Linked DNA regions of Homo sapiens: region 2 is linked to region 1. Evidence: read pairs that join two places in POLR2A ChIA-PET (ENCODE). Cell type or tissue: HepG2. All regions are shown on one strand. Links, peaks and the distances in the headings refer to the core of each region. The heading gives the core; the rest is flanking DNA. Region 1 overlaps WWOX (WW domain containing oxidoreductase). Region 2 overlaps WWOX (WW domain containing oxidoreductase).

What was found. Peaks named below come from ENCODE experiments on the same cell type or tissue, not always from the same donor. Only the 100,000 strongest peaks of a DNase experiment are listed, where the experiment ranks them.
Region 2: POLR2A ChIA-PET joins it to region 1 with 6 read pairs; 1 of 35 experiments calls an interaction of 5 or more read pairs at or near these places.

The regions. Positions count from the first base shown.
Region 1 is chr16:78,129,576-78,139,174 of GRCh38, reverse strand. The region is part of intron 4 of WWOX (WW domain containing oxidoreductase); the gene reads right to left. Among named protein-coding and RNA genes, the nearest start is that of WWOX, 35 kb to the right of the region's middle. RefSeq lists enhancers at 495-664, 4,138-4,307. In HepG2, for the core only: a CTCF peak has its summit at 4,194; DNase peaks (open chromatin) are centred at 3,934, 4,164, 5,054 and 8,004.
Region 2 is chr16:78,279,857-78,289,455 of GRCh38, reverse strand. The region is part of intron 5 of WWOX (WW domain containing oxidoreductase); the gene reads right to left. Among named protein-coding and RNA genes, the nearest start is that of WWOX-AS1, 43 kb to the right of the region's middle. RefSeq lists an enhancer at 1,419-1,588. In HepG2, for the core only: no CTCF peak of the experiment used is centred there; a DNase peak (open chromatin) is centred at 4,375.

The DNA.
Region 1 (9,599 bases), core at 881-8,880:
TAAATCTTTTCTTCTACCAACTAACCAGCCATTCACTCTTCCTTTAAGGGTTGCTCCTAGGACATGACCCAATGACTTTGCCATCCTTTAGCCTGTCTATGCGCCACCCCTAAATGAACGTAATATTCTAGATACGGTCTGATTGGTGGGACTGTGTACCTTTCTTTACAACAAACCATGAAGGTTTCAACCACCCAGAGGTATAAACGGGTTGTCTGCATCAGAGGCCTCGTTGCAAATGTTAGGAGTTGCAAGAAACAGTTGCATGGGGGGAACATCTTTGAGCAGCTGTAGGTAATAGAGATGCCAAATGATGATTGCAATTCAGAAGCCCCATTTTGAGCACTTGCTCCCCACTCACATCCGTGGAGTGGCGCATTAAGCACTTCGCTGGGACTCTCCCGCAGCGTGCTGCACGTGGTTCTTGAAAGCTTGATTACGGTCTACAGCAGTTGGGTGATTGCTACTGAAGGCAGGCAGATGCCTGGTGACTTCTCAGGGTGGGCTGTCCCCAGTGTGTTTTATGACCATGCAGAAAGGAAAAATAAGGAATTTAAAAAATCTTCTTTCAAAAGATATGGATTCTTATCGGACTTTCATTCCTTAGTAAAGTTGCATTAAACCCAGAGACATTTATTCTTTAATTTTCCCTATTCTCTCATATGGAAGGTAGGAAGAATTTGCACTCAGGCCCCACTGAAAGATAAGTGCCAGATTCACTCCTGTCCTCCTTTCCCTTTTGGTTTTCACATCCTTATTCTGAGCTAACCACATCACGAGCACATCTTTACTGCTCAACTGAGTTCTCCTGAAGCATTATAAAAAACAAATCAGTTACATGTTTTAAATATCCGTTGGCAAGCATCATAGCATGGCTCTTAATCTGAGAAATAATTTTAATTAAACTAAAAAGAGGTAAGTCATTGAACACACAATAATTAAACAGCAGACTGTGCTGTCAGCAAAACTGGGCTGGCTCTTGCAGGATTATCAGAGGGACTGGCGTTGTCATGTGATGTTTTGTGACTCTTCTACAGTCCTACCATCAGCTCTCGTGAAGAGGATGCAGCGAGCCATTTAGACAGTTGGCCAAGAACAGTCTGCTAGACAACTTTCCTCATTGCATCCATTATAGAAGCTGATCAGAAGAATTCTCATTTTCCTTGAGCGAGGTTCTGTTTCCTTTGAACAATGGTTTGCTCACCCACTCTGTTCCTTTCACTTCCTCTTGTGCTGTTTGTGATATCCACACACTATGGATAAGATTTAGGTCTAAACGGATAAGGAAAAAGACCTGCTTTCATATATCAATTCTATTAAGAGTATGGATACTGCTCAAGTACAGCACATAGAGCCATAGCTTTGCAAAAAACTTTTATTATCTGTTGACAATTTTGCACACTACCTAAGAGCTGTCAAATAAAACAGGCCAATTTTTATCAAACTCCCAAAGTGGAACAGAGACCACAACAACTTTAGAATCCCTCAGCAGACTGTTTCAGGAATCTAAAACCCAAGCAAACCCTTTTTCCCTGTTTCATATGACGGTGCATCTTAACCCAGCTCCTTTTTACCTACAAAGAAAAACGGTAATTCCCTCTGTGGCGGCATATATATGAAGTCATCCATAAGAAGAAAATAAGAACTTGGTCCTAGACACAAAACAATACGTAAGGAAATTCCTCATGGACTAACACAAGCGGTCAGACACCACACTAGTTGCTTTCATTCCACCTTGTCGAATTCTCACAACTCTGTGATGCTGACGTCATGGTTCCCATTTTACAGATGAGGAAACTGAGACTCCGGGGTGAAAGATACTGTGCCAGGCCCCAGAATTGGCAAGCTGGAAAGCATAGACGTCAAAACAGCACGTCTAGTTATCGGAGGGTGAGGATTCACAATCCAAAAGAAAACTAGGGGGTGGACACACATTTACGTTGCAGTCTTATTTCCCAAGGCGTCATAATTTTCATCACTCTCTTATTGGTTGCAGGAGGAAAAAGGCATCTTCTCCATTTCAGATGTGTCTTTCTGGGTGAAGGGATCTCCATTTGCGTTAACATCCCTGACCCCCTCTGCCACTCACTTATTCCTGCTCAAGGGAGCTGATCCAACTTATGTTGTGAATGGTATGTGAATGGTAATTCCAGGATTGAGAACCGGGCACACGCAGCTCTGCCTCTCCTCTCCTCTTACAGAGAGCACACACCCTGCTCTCCTGCACTGTCTTGAACATGCTGCATGAATGGGGTCTGCCCTCTGCGAAGGTCTGGCCTGACCTAGCACTGACCCATTACCCTGTCTAATTGTGGTGGTCAGGATTAGAAAGCCCACCAGCTCACACAGCTATACATATTCTCCAGTATCAGCTTCATGAATGACTCAGGTGATGTTTTGGTCTTCCATTTGCCTAATGGGTGGTCTTACTGCTCAGTTAGGTAGTAACTTGGGAAAGGGAAACTGTGTTATTTGATAGACCTCTTAAAACCCAAACATCTCTTTACAGGTTAACGAACCAACCTGTGCTTAGATTTCTCTAGTGAGAGTAAAAAGCTCTACGTTCCTCAAGTCTCTGTAATTTAAGAATAACACGGCTACACATTTCATTTCAGTTTGAAACTCATAAACAGATGTGATATGACAGCACTTTATTAGGTTTTGTCCTCTAGATTTGAAAGAGCTCACAGGCCCCATGATGAAGACTAGATCCAGTAAGGTCTAAAGAGAGAGACATGACTCAATGAACACCAAAGCAGACACCCAGGAAACAGCATCCTTTGCTCACCCTGTCCTGGGAATCAAATAAGCCTGTTATGAATCTGAATGTATATTACAAGCAAATACTATTTTTCCAGCTACACGTTCTTCCTTGTTTCACTGTATCACAATAATTTTTTAAAAGCATAGGGATATCATGAAATCCCTTGCTTTGTAGAAGATTCCATTATAAGAGTAATCATTATTGAACCTTTTAGCCCAGATGTAATTTCTTACATGTTACAACAAGTTTGGCACGCATTGTGAATTTCAGCCAAGGTTGATAAAGTTCAATAACTTGGCTAACCAACCATGTGTACTACTCATTATAGAAGTAATAAATAGATTCATCAAAATGGACATGAAAAAGCCATAAGAAAATCGGATGCCATTTCCAGCCTGCCTCATAAAAGCACCTCTTGGACTTTAATATAATTTTATATATAGTTATCACAACTGCCCATCATTCAACACCAGGCATCTATAAAACAATCACCCACCCACATTTGCATGCTGAATAAATTCCAGCTACAAAGGTGAATTCTCTATTCTAGACGTCTCAAAAGTCACATAGAGGTACATGTGCTTATATGTTCAACTCCCAAAAGGACTGACAAGTAAAAAAGGAATCACAGATCGACATGTCATTTTCCCTGCTATTATCTTTTTGAGTCAGTTTTAGTGGAAGGTGTTTTTTTTGTTGTTTGTTGTTGTTGTTTTGTTTTTTTTTCAGTAATACTGTCAGTCTAATTATTCTCATAGCCTATTGGTAATTGAAAAATTTAGTAGAAAGAAAAGAAAGCCTGATTTAGATAAATGTCATGGATAGAAAAAAGAAATCTAAGTTCACAGAATGGAAGAATCTCCTATGATTAAATGTGCAGAAGTCAGTAAAGCTGGCTTCTATAATAATATCTAAACAACATTAACAAAATTGAATTTAGAAGATTTGAATTGAAGATAACTTCAGCAACTGTATAGTTAAAAATCCAGATTCTGCCTACTGTACGTCTTTTATGCTTCTAAAAGGAAACTCAGACTCTATTAGACATTCAAGGAAACTAAAGCTTCCCCTCCTTCTCAGAAAGAAATAGTCCCTCACACTTGGTAAACCACAGTAGAGCTCTAGTGTCAAGCTCTAAACTAAACATGAAAAGGCACGTGGTACATTTCAAACACTGTCATGTGAACACTTTGCTAGGTAAATAACGACTCTTGAGTTGTTGCACGTGGGTGAGTTTTCTCTGCATCCCAAGACGGGAAGCCTGAGGGTGGAATCTGCATCCTCTATTTCTCAGCAAGGCCCCATCTTCATTTACAGGAATGGTGGGAGTCAGGTTTGTCTGTATTGCAGGGACTGCATTGTTATGGCACTGGGATTTTTCAATGCGCAGGTGACACCCTTTCTATCTGTGCATTGCTTCTGCCCTCTCCCGTTCTCACTGTGCCATCAGCACCATTTGTCACCAGAAATGTCCCCAGGCTTCAGTGAAATGCTTTCTTCTGGATTTTCTCTCTTGCGTATCTATCCACAGTGGGATCACCATATGACAATATTACCAATATCCTCACACTCTCCTGGTTCTTTTCACATCTAACATGGAGAAAAACATAGATCAAGCTTTCTAAAACCAACGTTATACTCTTAACAACAAGGAAAATATCTCCTGCCATTAATTGCAAACAACACCTAAATGATCCCAAGTTTGGCCAAATATTGTGAGTTTTTCACTTGCCATAAGCAGCTCATAACAACAGTGGAGTGCTTTATTTTCTCAACAAGTTAACAAATGCCTGATGTTTCCAAGAGCTTAAATACTATAATGGCAGATATTGATGTACAGAAATTAAAGTAAAATATGAAACTAAACAGAGAATGAAGAGATAAGCCAGAGGTGTGCTCTGAATAAAAGAAGTAATGAAAAGGAAAAATTTCATACCAATTGTCATAATAAAAACAAAGGCTAAAGGCAACTAAGAGAAGAGGGGCTCAACGGTTCCCAAAAAGACTTACAGAATAGGTAAAATTCAGCAGGCATTGCGAAGTATTCACTGCACCCAAAAAAAAAAATAGTCTTTGCAAAGTCTGTACTATTGTTGACTGCAATGCCCACCATTAAAAATATGGTTAAATTTCTAAAGAAAGACTTCTGACAGCCATCCAGAAATGCTATCAATAATAGCAGATAGCTTTCTATCACATGGTTTTAAAATAAAGCCATCCTGCTAGCATGTTGACTCTAAAATCCAATGCTAATATTTGAGCAACTAGTAAAGTCAACATTAACAATGTTTGCCATTTCTTATTCGTCACAAGGGTTAGTTCTCCTAACCAACATGAGAAACACAGACACATAGAGCCGTACCATACAAAAGCAATTCTTTAAGGAAACAGTCTAGGTACATTGAAGAAAACACATCTTAGGGATAATACCTGTGCAAGAGGCACAAAATCTCTTAAGAAGATGGAAGGCATCTACAGTCCATTGACTGTAAATTTGGAATCACTTATTTCTAAATGTGACAACTCTCTAATATTTTTCTTCCCTTGCAAGCTCAGCTCAGCCTTGCAGGTATCTCCCTTGCTTTTGTGAGCTAGCTTCCCCAGGATTCTACTTCTACGCATGACATGCAGTCTGGAGGTTCTAGCAGTCTGATTTTTCTATTCATTGAAAGTCATGAGCATTTGTTCCTCAGGGGTTAATTTGAAATTATTTCAGGCCAGGCATGGTGGCTCATGTCTGTGATTCCACTACTTTGGGAGGCCGAGGCGGGTGGATCACCTGAGGTCAGGAGTTCCAGACCAGCCTGGCCAACATGGTGAAACCCCATCTCTACTAAAAATACAAAAATCAGCTAGGCATGGTGGCGTGAGCCTGTAATCCCAGCACTTTGGGAGGCCAAGGCGGGCAGATCACTTGAGGTTAGGAGTTCAAGACCAGCCTGGCCAACATGGTGAAACCCCGTCTCTAATAAAAATACAAAAATTAGCTGGACGTGGTGGCACACACCTGTTGTCCCAGCTAGTTGGGAAGCTGAAGCAGGAGAATCTCCTTTACCCAGGAGGTGGACCTTGCACTGAGCCGAGATTGAGCCACTGCACTCAAGCCTGGGTGACAGTGCAAGACTCCATCTTTCAAAAAAAGTAAAAATAAATAAAATTTTCACTTTCAGGTACTTCTCAGTTTAAACATAACACGCGGATAAGGTTTTTTAAAAAGCATCCTTTGAAAAGTTAAATATGATTAAATTCTTCAATCCAAACAAGACTAGCTTTATAACCAGTAATACACGGCATGTAGAAGTCACTCCCTCAAGGTTGATGGTGAGATCTTAATTTGGCTAACCCTTCCATTTTACATAATAAGAAGTAAAAAGTTTGCTTGGAATTTGTAGATCCAAATACCATCCAGAAACATGACCGCTTTCCCTGCAGCCTTGACAGAATGTAAAATCATAAGCTGAAGTGACGATTCTCTACTTCATGTTCAAATACTGTGCTTTGCAGCTGCCACCCCATTTGAGAAGCTGGGAAATGGAATGGAGCAAATAAGAATTATGGCAATTATAAAACCTCCCTGGTATAGATTGTCAGATTAATAACCAGCATTAGCAGAGCTCAGCTACACCATCAGCACGTGAGAATCGAAGAGCCCAGAGCTACAGGGCTAAGTCGTAACAGGAGCAAAGCAAAGAAGCCAACTAAAAGAAACCCAGCCAGAACTGTAAAAGAAATCTGCCCACAAAATAAAATGGGTAAGGCTGCCACTCAGACTAGCTACTCATTTTTAGCACATACCATCTCAAGAGTACATAAACTGCTCAGGTTATAAGCATGGACTGGACATCAAGATACTGGATGACCTTTTAAAAAATCATCACATGGCCGCATACGTATTAACAAAAGGCAAGCAATGGAAGCGTGATTAATATAAATTACAGAAGAAGCAATTAAACTTGACCACAGATACACACATTTGTTCAAGCTGATGGTGACTCTGCACTCACTCCATACCTACTGTAGATTTTGCTTTTCTTTATAGTTACTCAGAAGATGCATAATTGGAAATAAAGGTTAAGAAAAATCAAGGCCGGGCGTGGTGGCTCACGCCTGTAATCCCAGCACTTTGGGAGGCTGAGGTGGGCAGATCACGAGGTCAGGAGATCAAGACCATCCTTGCTAACACGGTGAAACCCCGTCTCTACTAAAAAATACAAAAAAATTAGCCGGGCGTGGTGGCGGGCACCTGTAGTCCCAGCTACTCGGGAGGCTGAGGCAGGAGAATGGCGTGAACCCGGGAGGTGGAGCTTGCAGTGAGCCAAGATAGCACCACTGCACTCCAGCCTGGGCGACAGAGTGAGACTCTGTCTCAAAAAAAAAAAAAAAGAAAAAGAAAAAGAAAAAAGAAAAATCAGAGACTAGTAGTAAGACTTAATGAGAGTGTCATTCAAAATAGCAAAAGTTCTTTTTAACTTATAAGAACATATTTGCTGTTAGATGTTTCCTCAAGTATGAAAAAAAAAAAATCCTTGCCAGGCGCGGTGGCTCACGCCTGTAATCCCAGCACTTTGGGAGGCCGACGTAGGAGGATCACGAGGTCAGGAGTTCAACACCGTCCTGGCCAACATGGTGAAACCCCATCTCTACTAAAAATACAAAAAAAATAGCTGGGCGTGGTGGCACACACACCTGTAATCCCAGCTACTCAGGAGGCTGAGGCAGGAGAATCGCTTGAACCTGGGACGTGGAGGTTGCAGTGAGCCAAGATCGGGCCATTGCACTCCATCCTGGGCGACAGAGTGAGACTCCATCTCAAAAAAGAAAAAAAAAACATTTTAGTATCCTGTACTTTTAAATACAAATAGAAATACAGAAATAATTAGAAACTACCCAGAGTTTCGCCAGATGTGGTGGCTCACACCTGTAATCCCAGTACTTTGGGAGGCTGAGGCAAGTGTACTGCTTGAGCCCACGAGTTCAAGACCAGCATGGGCAACATAGCAAGACCTCATCTCTATTAAAAATACAAAAGAAATTAGCCAGGAATGGTGGTGCATGCCTGTAGTCCAAGCTACTCAGGAGGCTGAGGTGAGAGGATCACTTGGCCCAGGAGGGAGAGGCTACAGTGAGCTATGATCACGCTGATGCACTGAAGCCTGGGTAACAGAGCAAGACCCTGTCTCACAAAAGCGAATCAATTTAAATGTTCTCTAGAAGCACAAAGATCAAGCTGCTGGTACAGTCACACACTGCATAACAACACATTGGTCAACAATGGAGTGCAGATACAACGGCGGTCCCATAAGATTACAACACTGTATTTTTACTGTACCACTTCTGTGTTTAGATACACAAATACTTACCATTGTGTTATGACTGCCTATAGTATTCAGTTCGGTACCATGCTATACAAGTTTGCAGCCTGGAAGCAACAGGCTATCCCATACAGCCTCTGTGTATAATGGGTTATACCACGTAGGATTTGTAAGTACATCCTATGAGGGTTGCACAACGATGACACTGCCTGACACACTTCTCAGATCATATCTCTGTCATTCAGTGAAGCTGACTGCATTTTGGTGTGTTTTGTATCCTCCACAAGGGCAGGGACCCTGCCTGTTTCTACACTGAAGTCTTAGCACCTGGTACTCAGTAGTCAATAAATGTTTGTTAATTGCACAAAAGACTGAATAAGGGCGTGGCAGTGGCTATGAGCCAGTGAGTCCAATATCATCACACAGTTTTCATTGCAGACTCTAAACCAAGCTCAAGCCTCTACAGGAAGCAGGCAGGTAAACTGACCATGGAAAATAGCCTGTGCCTGCCTACAGGGGGTCAGCCTATAGGAACAGCTCTGTTCAACCTCAGTGCAACTATGTTCCTTGATAGACATAAGCCATAGTCAGCTGAAGCTGCAGCAACAAAATATCATGGACCGAGTGGCTTAAATAGCAGACATTTCTTTAACACAGTTCTGGAGGCTTAAAGTCCAAGGTCAAGGTGGCAGCATGGTCACGTTCTTGGGGAGGGCCCTCCTACTAGTTACAGATGGCTGCCTTCCCACTGTGTTCTCACATTCACATAGCTTAAGGAAAGTTAGCTACCTTTCTATCCTCTTCTCATCAGGGCACAAATCTTACTTATGAGGGCTCCACCCTCATGATCTAATCACCTCCCAGAGGCCCCTGTATTAGTCTGTTTTCATGCTGCTATAAGGACATATCGAAGACTGGGAAATTTATAAAGGAAAGAGGTTTAATTGACTCACAGTTCCACGTGGCTGGGGAGACCTCAGGAAACTTACAATCATGGCAGGAGAGGAAGCAAACACGTCCTTCTTCACATGACAGCAGTAAGAGAAGTGCCAAGCAAAAGGGAAGAAAGCCCCTTATAAAACCATCAGATCTCATGAGAACTCACTCATTATCGTGAGAACAGCATGATTCAATTATCTCCCACCGGGTCCCTCCCACAAGACATGGGGATCATGGGAACTATAGTTCAAGATGAGATTTCAGTGGGGACACAACCATGTCCAAATACCATGACCTTAAGATTAGGGTTTCAACATAGGAATTTTTGGGGAAGACATAAACATTTAGTCTACAATACTCATTCTGATTTTTCAAAACTGTCATAAATCTACATTTAAGTAAAATATCCTGATTTTAGTATGCTGGCAAGTAGTCTGACAAAAAAAAAAAGAAAAAAAATCCCACTATAGACCATTTTTGTGTGGTCCATACAAAAAACATCTGGAGGCCAGATCCAGGCTCCAGGCCACCAACCAGTTCTTACCTCTGTCCTAAAGGCTGATTGGGAAGCTTTACCCTTGAGC
Region 2 (9,599 bases), core at 1,025-9,024, 150 kb before region 1:
GCAGCCTAATAATCTTTTTTTCCCCTTTTTTTCATTAGTAAGTAATTCTGATAACTGTACACTTTTCCTGATGTGGAACAATCTTAGACTATTCGAGCTCTACTAAACCACTCTAGGACATGCCTTCTTTGGGTCATCAAAAATCAACTCTCCTCGCCTAGGTTTTATTCTTGCCAACTTAGCATTCCCACGGCAATTCACTAAAAACGCCTTAAAAAATCATTAGCTCTCATTTATTCAACTTGAACATCAGCATGGCCTGAAGCTCGGGAAGAAACAGACTGGCATAGTGACGCTGCCAGCACCAAGTAAAGTTTTACCTCCCAGCGCTCCAGGTTCCCAGCAAGACTTCCAGCCAGGGCTGCCTTCCACTCCATTTCAGCCTGGCACCCTGACTCTCGCTCTACCAGCTGTTGGCACGCCTTGTGTTAACCGAGAATTTGTGAGAAAAGCAGAACCTTCCCACTGCGTGTTAGTTTTGCTTGGCAACACTCAACAATCTCAAATTGGAAGGCCCCAAGGAAAATTTTTTGTTGTTGTTCTTCTGCCCCCAGGATGATTTTTTCTTCTTCTTCCTGAACCTGTTTGGATTTTTTTCCACTTAAAAAATCTAGCAGCCCCCACCTAACTGATGGATACTTGTAGGTAAATGACTCTATCTGAGCAATGATGCGCTGACTGGGCCTATAAATTATGACCCATTGTGGTTAGTTCAAATAAAAGGAGGTTCCGATAAAGGAAAACTGACACTCGGAATTTTCTCTCTCAAAAAGGATGATGTCTAGGGATGCAAAATTCAGGAATATAAAGAGAGACCTTGCAAATGTATCAGGCTCTTCTAAAATACAAGGGATTGGTATAAAATTGTCCTGGTGAAATCAAGGGGAAGCACACAGGACTAAGGAAAGAGAGGCAAGAAATATATTTCTTCTCCTTTGCAGGGAAAACACTGCATTGGGAAGAAGCTTGCTCTTTCCAAATACATTCCATTAAATTGACAACCACAGCCACCACTGCCACCACAACAAAAATCAGGCCAACCTAGATCAAATTACTAGGAATAGGTCTAATGTTACTTTTATGACCATGAGGTCCTGGCCCTCATCAGAACCTCTGGGTTACCCGTCCTATCACTTGGTAATGAATTTCATATATGTATGTGCTGTTAAAGCAAAAAAAAAAAAAAAAGTAAACTCATAAATAATTCATCACACTGTCTCCTGCCAACTGATCATATATTGTTCATGTTTCACCGGCCATATTAAATAAAAATTTAAAAGTGTTTCCGTTTTTCATTTAAAAACCTAGTCTATAATTGGAGGTGACCACACGAAGTGTCTTGAAGGTAGCAGGCATTAAAAAAATCATTACTTAAATTGCACAGTTAAAAAATATTCATTAGAAATGGCTAAATTAAAGAAAAAAATGTTAGGGAATCTTAGGGAAATGTTTCTCCTAAATGTTGTCCCTAAAACTGCTTCACTCTAAAAATCTGTTTTGAGCGACCTGATAAAAGGGAAAGAGAGAGTTTCAGCTCAAACTCAGGAAAGAAAGGCTGTACCAGTTTCTTCAGAATGGAACATTAAAACAGGCCACTACTGAAACAGTTCTTGTGCCTTTGTGGCTAATTATTACATAATTGATCTTAAAAAAATTTTTTTAAGTTTAGGAAAAAAAATTAGAAGCCTAGTGAAAGTACCAAAAACACTGTAACTTTTTTGTTTAAAAATTTATATCATGAATCGAAAATCAGAGGAGATGGCCGTTTTGGCCTGGTCTCCGTCCTTTCCTTCTCTATTTTGATTGAGCCAGTCCCTTGTTAAGCCATCAGAAAACAGAGCACACTTAGAGCTCTTAAACTGCTTTAGACACAAAGAAAAAATTTAAAAGGAAAAAAAAAGCAATAATCGTGTGACATCTCAGAGATGATAGCATATACTGTTGTTTTGCTTGATGACGATAACACAATTCTTTTTGAACTAAGTATCTCTCTAGACTACAACTGGGTCAAAATTATAGATATTTTTTGTGGCCCTGGATGAATTTTCTATTTGCCAAAACTCAAAGGATTCAAAACCAGGTTGATGTCTAGTTAAAGATGATGCTCCAACTGCTTGAGATGCTAGTTCATTTCAACAGACATTAAGATTGAAGGAGTGTCATAGATTGCTTAGGCAATTAGAAATTTAAAACCGTTTCAAAGAAAAGAAAAAACAACAACAACAAAAAAGTTATGCCATAGGAAGCATGAAGCCTCATTTACTAAAGTGGAGAAATGTATTTTATTTTATTGTCCTTATGGCGTTGATTGCCAGTTCTGACACATATTACAAATTTCACATTGTTTTTCTGAATGCTGAGGTCAGACCTACCATAAGCTTGTCCCGTTGTATTACCAAATGGCTAATTCCCTCCCAGGTATTGGAGAAAAAAGTCAGAAGGGCAGCATCCTAAGAGAATGGGTGCCCAGTATGACAAGGAGCTGCTAAGATAAAATGAACTTTCTAACTAAAAACAGAAAAGAAACTATAAAATTGATTTTAAAATCTGCAGGACATTTTTTTAAAATAAAGGATAAATTAACTATGAATATATTGAGTGGTTATGAAACTAATATATCTTAGCATAACAGAGTAGAGACAGCTTTAACTTTTCTATGATACTCATATAGTTATATTTTATGATGCTCTAATAGGTATAGGGTACATAATGAAGAAGAAGCTGTTTGTGGATTCATTGTATTTTATTTTATTTTATTTTTTACTGCTTTGAGTATGAAGAGTCTGCCCAAATATACTACTTATAAATCATACCAAAAGTGCATCAGTGAAAACCACAGTTCCATTTCTTAGGGGAAAAAAAAAATCAAGAATCAAGTTTTAGAATCCAACGATCACATTTTCCTTAATTACAAACGAAGACATCATGTATTATTTTTCTGTATCCACAAGAGATGAGAGAAATGTAATTTTTATCGCATGTTAAGTTTTCACTGAATCACAGTATTATTAAGCTTTAAATCAGAGGATTGTTTCCTTCAGCTAAGTCTAACAATACTAGAAAGTAAAAGGGGGGGACAACCCCCACCTCATCTGGGGCTGCAATATTTGCTGAAAAAAATCTACTTCAAAACATTAATCAAATTTTTCGCCCACTGGGCAACCATATGGTACAGCAGCATGTGAATCTCACAAACTTGCTGATCTCCTGTAACTGGGTGCAATTAATTACGCTGGCTGCATCCATCTCTTGGATTTTCGCCTTGTGAAAAAAGTATTTATTGCAACAGCTTTTACAAAACAAGGGAATGAAAATCACAATTGATTAATGAGCTGAATGGAAATATTTCCGTTAGCAGATTTTTTTAAATGAATAAGGATTAATACCATGGATGGGAATGAACACACGTCGATCTCGCCTTGTACTTTTTGGACCCCCAAAAAGGTGGCAAAAGAGTGGGCAGAGACGGTGCTGTGAGTTCTAACATGCATAATTCACTAGCAGGCTTTAGGTCGCAAGTAATAAAGCCTTAAAACTGGTGAAGTAATAAAGAGGCTGGCTTTACAAGATACTATCCTGGGAGACAGAAAGCTTGTTCTTTGATGTGAAAACACAGATATTAAATACTCAGTGGGTGAGGAACATTACAGGCCTGACAAAGAAGAGAAAGGGAAGGGCTCTTGAAGTAAGCAACCTACTTTGTCCTCAGCTATTTAGGCGCAAAGGTTGCTGCACATATGGGCCGATTACTGTTTTAAGATCCCTCCATAAAACCAAGCATCCGAGAGTCCGTCAGAATGGTACCACTGTCCTTACCTACTGGCTAAAGGCACAAACAATGCATAATTGCAAAATCTTCCCCCAGCAATGTTCAGCCATCATGCACTTGACTTTGCTTAACAGTCAGACCTCGTTCTGGTGCTGAGCCATCCTATGGGGCTTCATGGAGCTTGTTTCTTGATACACATGAGGGTCGTAATCCCTCCCTTCTAACTTAATTTTTTTTTTAGTTTTTATTTTTCAGAGACAGGGTCTCACTCTGTTACCCAGCTGGAGTACAGTGGCTCACTATAATGTTGAACTTCTGGGCTCAAGTGATCCTCCTGCCTCAGCCTCCCAAGTAGTCCTCCAAAGGACTACAGGTGGGTGCCACCCAGCCCGGTTAATTTTGTTTTCTCTTTTTTTAGTAGAGACAGGGTCTCACTGTGTTGCCCAGGGTAGTCTCGAACTCCTGGCCTCAAGTGATCCTCCCACCTCGCCTCCCAAAGTTCTGGGATTATAGATGTGAGCCACCTTGCCTGGCCTCAATCCTTCCCTTCTGAGGGAGTGACAGATCCAAGGCTGACAGTCTATAAACAAAGCAGAAGCAGATGCACTTTGCCCCTTTTCAGAAGTGCCCTCTGGGTTTAAGTCCACCAGCTAGCCAAGCATTAATGACATCATCATTACATGCATGCCTATTTCAGAAAGATCAGTTCCATTTTCCCTAAATAGACAGCAGAGGAGACCGCTTCCAACATTTTGCTAGTTGTTAAATATGTATCTTGAGAAAACGAAACTAATACTAAACATAATGGAAGAAATACGTAAGTTTGAAAGATCAAATATCGTATGACTCTTGAAACAGATAAAGGAAAAAGCTGTTAGGACCAAGCTTTGTAAGTCAACTCTTAAGCCAACCCTTTTCTTTACTGCATCTATTGCATTTAAACTTCTACCAGGAAATTCTGCAAAGGACTTGGTTAAAGAGAATTTACTATTATTTTATTAATGCCTGCAGAGTGTGTGTGGCTAGTATGATGATTTCTCTGCTCAAGTTTGTTGATTGATTTTGTAGAAATGTCCACAGGAGATAAAATCTGCAAACACCTCAAAGATGAGACTGTGTCCAAGAAAAGAGTAATGATACTTTATAAAACAAGAAGTAAGTGACATTTGAAACGATGGTTCATCTCAAACAACACATTTCCTCTGAGCTCCATGTTTATGTTAACATGTAAGTTTAGGAATGCTGATGTAATAGACAAAGATAACTCTTGCCACTTCAAAGTAGCAGGCATGCCTAGGTGGGCAAGAGGTTCAGAAAGCCAGCACTTAAGGTGTTGAAGGGGTAATTTTTAAAAATCTTAAGAAAATCATTCCATTTGAGAATCGGAGCCACCTTACAATCAAAGAAGCCACTGTTTTGAAGAAACCACTATCCTGCAAAAAGTAGACGGAAGTTACCAACAAAAAGTACTTGGCTCCCGAAGAAGAGGAAAATCAGATGGGAACGGGTTGTCCAACCCCTTAAACCAGTGACCCTACAAAGTACACCACCACCCACCACCACCTCTCAGATGATCTCTAAACCCCTCCTACACGCAATGGTTGTTGGCTTAAAAGTTTAAAGAGCTAACAAAATGTTTTAACGAGATACAAATCTCAGAGATCATTAATCAATATGTTCAATGTTATTTGTGATAATTCATCATGACGTGATATTAATGGGTTACTGTACCCTTCAGAGGTGAGATTAATGCAAATGAGCTGCCACAATTAACTTTACTGCTCCCACCTCACAGGAATGGACAGATGATTATAAATGACAACTATATGTCAATTACAATATCCAATAAAGTGAAGCTTAGAGAACAATCCATCTCCTTTTATTGCTCTTCCTTGACGTAGCTGAATTTAGCTCAACCCACTGTTGTCACTATGTAACCATTGTTTGGGGGAGGGAAAAGAGATTTTTCTTCTTTTTTTTTTTCTTTTTTAATTTTTCGATGTCTTAAGAAGTGCTTCAAAAACGTCCATGTAAATACGTTTTCTAAAGGAGGAGAGCCACAGGAAACCAGGAATAAATGCCACATTCATCCTATGTGAGTTAAAGAAAACTGTATCCGTTTTCAAATTGTAGCAGTAAGGCCAGCAAGGAAACAACCTACCCAGCTGTGTATAATATATTTACTCAATTAAAAAAGGAAGACATTAGCACAGCATCCTGAAAAGCCTTGAGTTTCACTAAACAAAAGTTATTTGAAAATGACTCCATCGAAGTAAATAGGTCACAGAGTGGAAAGCAGGTATGAGGCCGAGGGCGGGATGAAAGGTTTGATGTCAGTCTGTACACCTGCACTTGGAGGTGTGGAGTGGGGAGCAGGTCAGTAAATACTACAGTGCTGGCCCTCACAGCAGAGAATTTCTGTGTCTGCATCGTTCCTCCTTGCATGGATGGAGTGATTTTTGACAGCAGTCTCTCTGGTGAAGGTAGGCACGTTGTCATGTTGCCTCCTCAACCCAGATTCTCCTGCCGGGCTGGTGAACCCAGAAGCTGTAAGAATTAGCTAGTATCTCACAGCTACCCCTTCCTGCCCCACTTGAGAGGCTATGTCCACGCCGCCCTCTTCCCCAGCAGACACTGGCTCATCGCTGACTGCCATAGGTCAGCCAGGCCCTGGTCTCAGTCAGGACCAACTCTGCTGTACAATTCACCCTCCAGAGCTTCCCGTGGGATCAAGCTGAAGCTGATCTTCAGCTAAGCCACATCCTTCCTGGACATTTTCCCTGTCCTTTTTTTTTTTTTTTTTTTTTTGAGATGGAGTGTTGCTCTTGTCACTCAGGCTGGAGTGCAACGGCACGATCTCGGCTCACTGCAACCTCCACCTCCGAGGTTCAAGCGATTCTCCTGGCTCAGCCTCCTGAGTAACTGGGACTACAGGCGAACACCACCACTCCCGGCTAATTTTTTGTATTTTTAGTAGACATGGGGTCTCACATCACATTGGCCAGCCTGGCCTCAATCTCCTGACCTTGTAATCTGCGCACCTAGGCCTCCCAAAGTGCTGAGATTACAGGCGTGAGCCACTGCGCCCGGCCACATTTTCCCTGTTCTAAGCCACTCTTCTCACTTCCTTTCTGAAAGCATCCTGACCCCCATCAAATCAGTGGAACAAGAAGACTACCTTGACCTGTGCTTCCAGGTAACAGAACGCAAGGCAGGTATCAATGAGATGGAAACAGGAATGCTCTTAATGCAGTGCAATTTACAAAAGAACTGTTCTTTGCTGACCACTAGTAAGAGACCATCCAACAGGCTCCTTTTTGAAGCCACATCCCGAAAAGATCCCCTCCTGATGTCTCTAGAAACATGCAAAAATAAAATTGCAACGTCAGAACCATAAAAGGATCATAGCAGATTGACGGTAGAAGCTATAGATTTGTGTGTCCAGAATGTTTCCCCAGGTGCCTCCTTTTGCAAAATTGGACCTCATTTTACCATTAGGGAACGGGGCCTCTCAGACTCCGTGGAGAAGCAGAGAATTATCTCCAGCCTTGACTGCCCAGGCTGCAGAGAACCGCATCATCCGGGGACATGACTGATTCAGGGATAGGTGTCTGCCTAAAACTAGGCCAATCCTGGTTCTCCCTGTGGCTTTTGGGCCAAGGGTAGTGGGGAAAACAGCTTCTTGTCACTGGGGGAACAAGCCAAGATGGGACAGTGCTCGTCTGCCAGTGGCAGCCCCATTTGGAGAGAATTTTCCCTTTGAAGAATATAACCCATAAAAGATCATCAAAACTAAGGGATTAAATAAAGAGGGGACCTCGATGACATATTTAAGCTCTGAATAAAGCTAGACTCTAAGCAGGGGTTGGCAAACTATAACCGCTGGGCCAAACACGGCTGTGTTCTTATACAGCACACAGGCTAAAAATGCTTCACATTTTTAAATGGTTGGGGGCGGGGGGGAAAGAATAATATTTTGTGACACATGAAAATGTATATGAAATTCAAATTCCAGTATCCATAAATAAAGTTTCTCGCAGCCATGCCTGCTCCTTTACATGTCGTTTATGCCTGTTTTCGCACTATGAGGGCAGAGTTGAGTAGTTGGCAACAAACACTACAAGGCCCCAAAATATTTATTAAATATCCCATCACAGAGAAACTTTGCTGACTCTTGCACAAAACTTCGCATTTTGTCAGCCAGTAATGACCCTTTCCTCTTAAGCTAGTTTAAATTTGGAGCTTTTTGTGTGTAAGAGGAAACTCCTGATCTACTAAAAGAAAAAGCTATTCTTAGTCCTTCCCAGATATCCCTGAACCTCCACCCACCCAGTCTGCTGGGATCCTGATATAGTTTGGATATTTGTCCCCGCCCAAATCTCATGTTGAAACATGTCCGTAATGGGAGGTATTTGAATCACTGGGGCGGAGCCCTCATGGCTTGGCGCTGTCTTCACCATAGTGAGTGAGATCTCTGGAGATCTGGTCATTTTAACCCTTTTCCCATTTGCCCCAAGAATACTTACTGGTGTGCAGTGTTTACCCTGAGATCGCTTTGCCATGAAATATCTCGCTTTTATTATTTTTTTCACATCACTCTAGCATATCGACTTTGGAAACGAAGGATATCGTTCTATTTATAGCCTTCTGTTTTTAGTAGTGGTATTTCCATTTACAAAATATAATAGTTCTCCATCACTGAAAATGTCAAATCCGAGAAAATGTAGCATTCCTGCATGTGATGTTAACATAATTCTCGAACAGTTGTTGGCTGAAGATTCATTTGATGAATCCGATTTTTCCAAAATACACAATTCTGATGATTCAGATGATTCTGATGTTAGTTCTGTTCAGAAATATTTCCAAGAACTGTTTTTATATTTTATTATCACTTTGAAAATCGGTCACATTTGCTTCAGCTTCAAAGAGCATGTTTATGTAAAATTAAATGAGCGCTGGCAGTGAGCTGCGCTTTTTTTTTCCTAAACAGGAAAAGGGTTAAAAGTGGGGCACCTCCCACCCCCACCCCACGCTCTGTCACTTCCCACTGTCACCATGTCACCTGCTGCTCTCTCTTTGCCTTCTGCCATGATTGTAAGTTTCCTGAGGCCTCCCCAGAAGCAGAAGCCGCTATGCTTCCTGTACCACTTACAAAACTGTGAGCCAATTAAACCTCTTTTCTTATAAATTACCCAGTCTCAAGCATTTCTTTACAGCAGTGCAAGAACAGCCTAATACATATCCTACAGGTAACGTCTCAATATCCAGATCAAGTGACTGGTTGTTTCTCTTACCTGTTTCGCAGAAGTTATTGCATTCTTTGTTGAATATCACAAACTGTTAATATGTTAATCTTAAAACATGTGAAATATATATAATATCTATCATTACAACTACAATTCCAAATATTTATATATAACGTCAGCCATGCCAATGGACATGCAATTCTAGGCCCAGCAATGGACGATAAAGTAGGTTAAAAGTGGGGGAGAAAAACTGGTTTTAAAAAACTGTACCTGAAGAACATATTTAATTTAAAGGGAAATCCCACAACAGCTAAATTGTTCCCCCAGTTGGGTAGAGCCTGCCATGATTAGCTGTAACTGCCTGGAACACTCTAGACTCAGCTGACGAAACTCCAGTTGCCTGGTGAGAACAGAGTGATTTTGATGACTTTTGCAGAGGATCAGAAAGAGGGGAAACGGATTCATTTGATTCATCTGTGGTTTCCTGTTTTCCATAAGGAGATAGTTACAGGATTAAATTTCTCCTCCCTTTTCCCTATGCACTCACACCTGGGTCCCAGGACAGAAGGACCAATCGTCAGGAA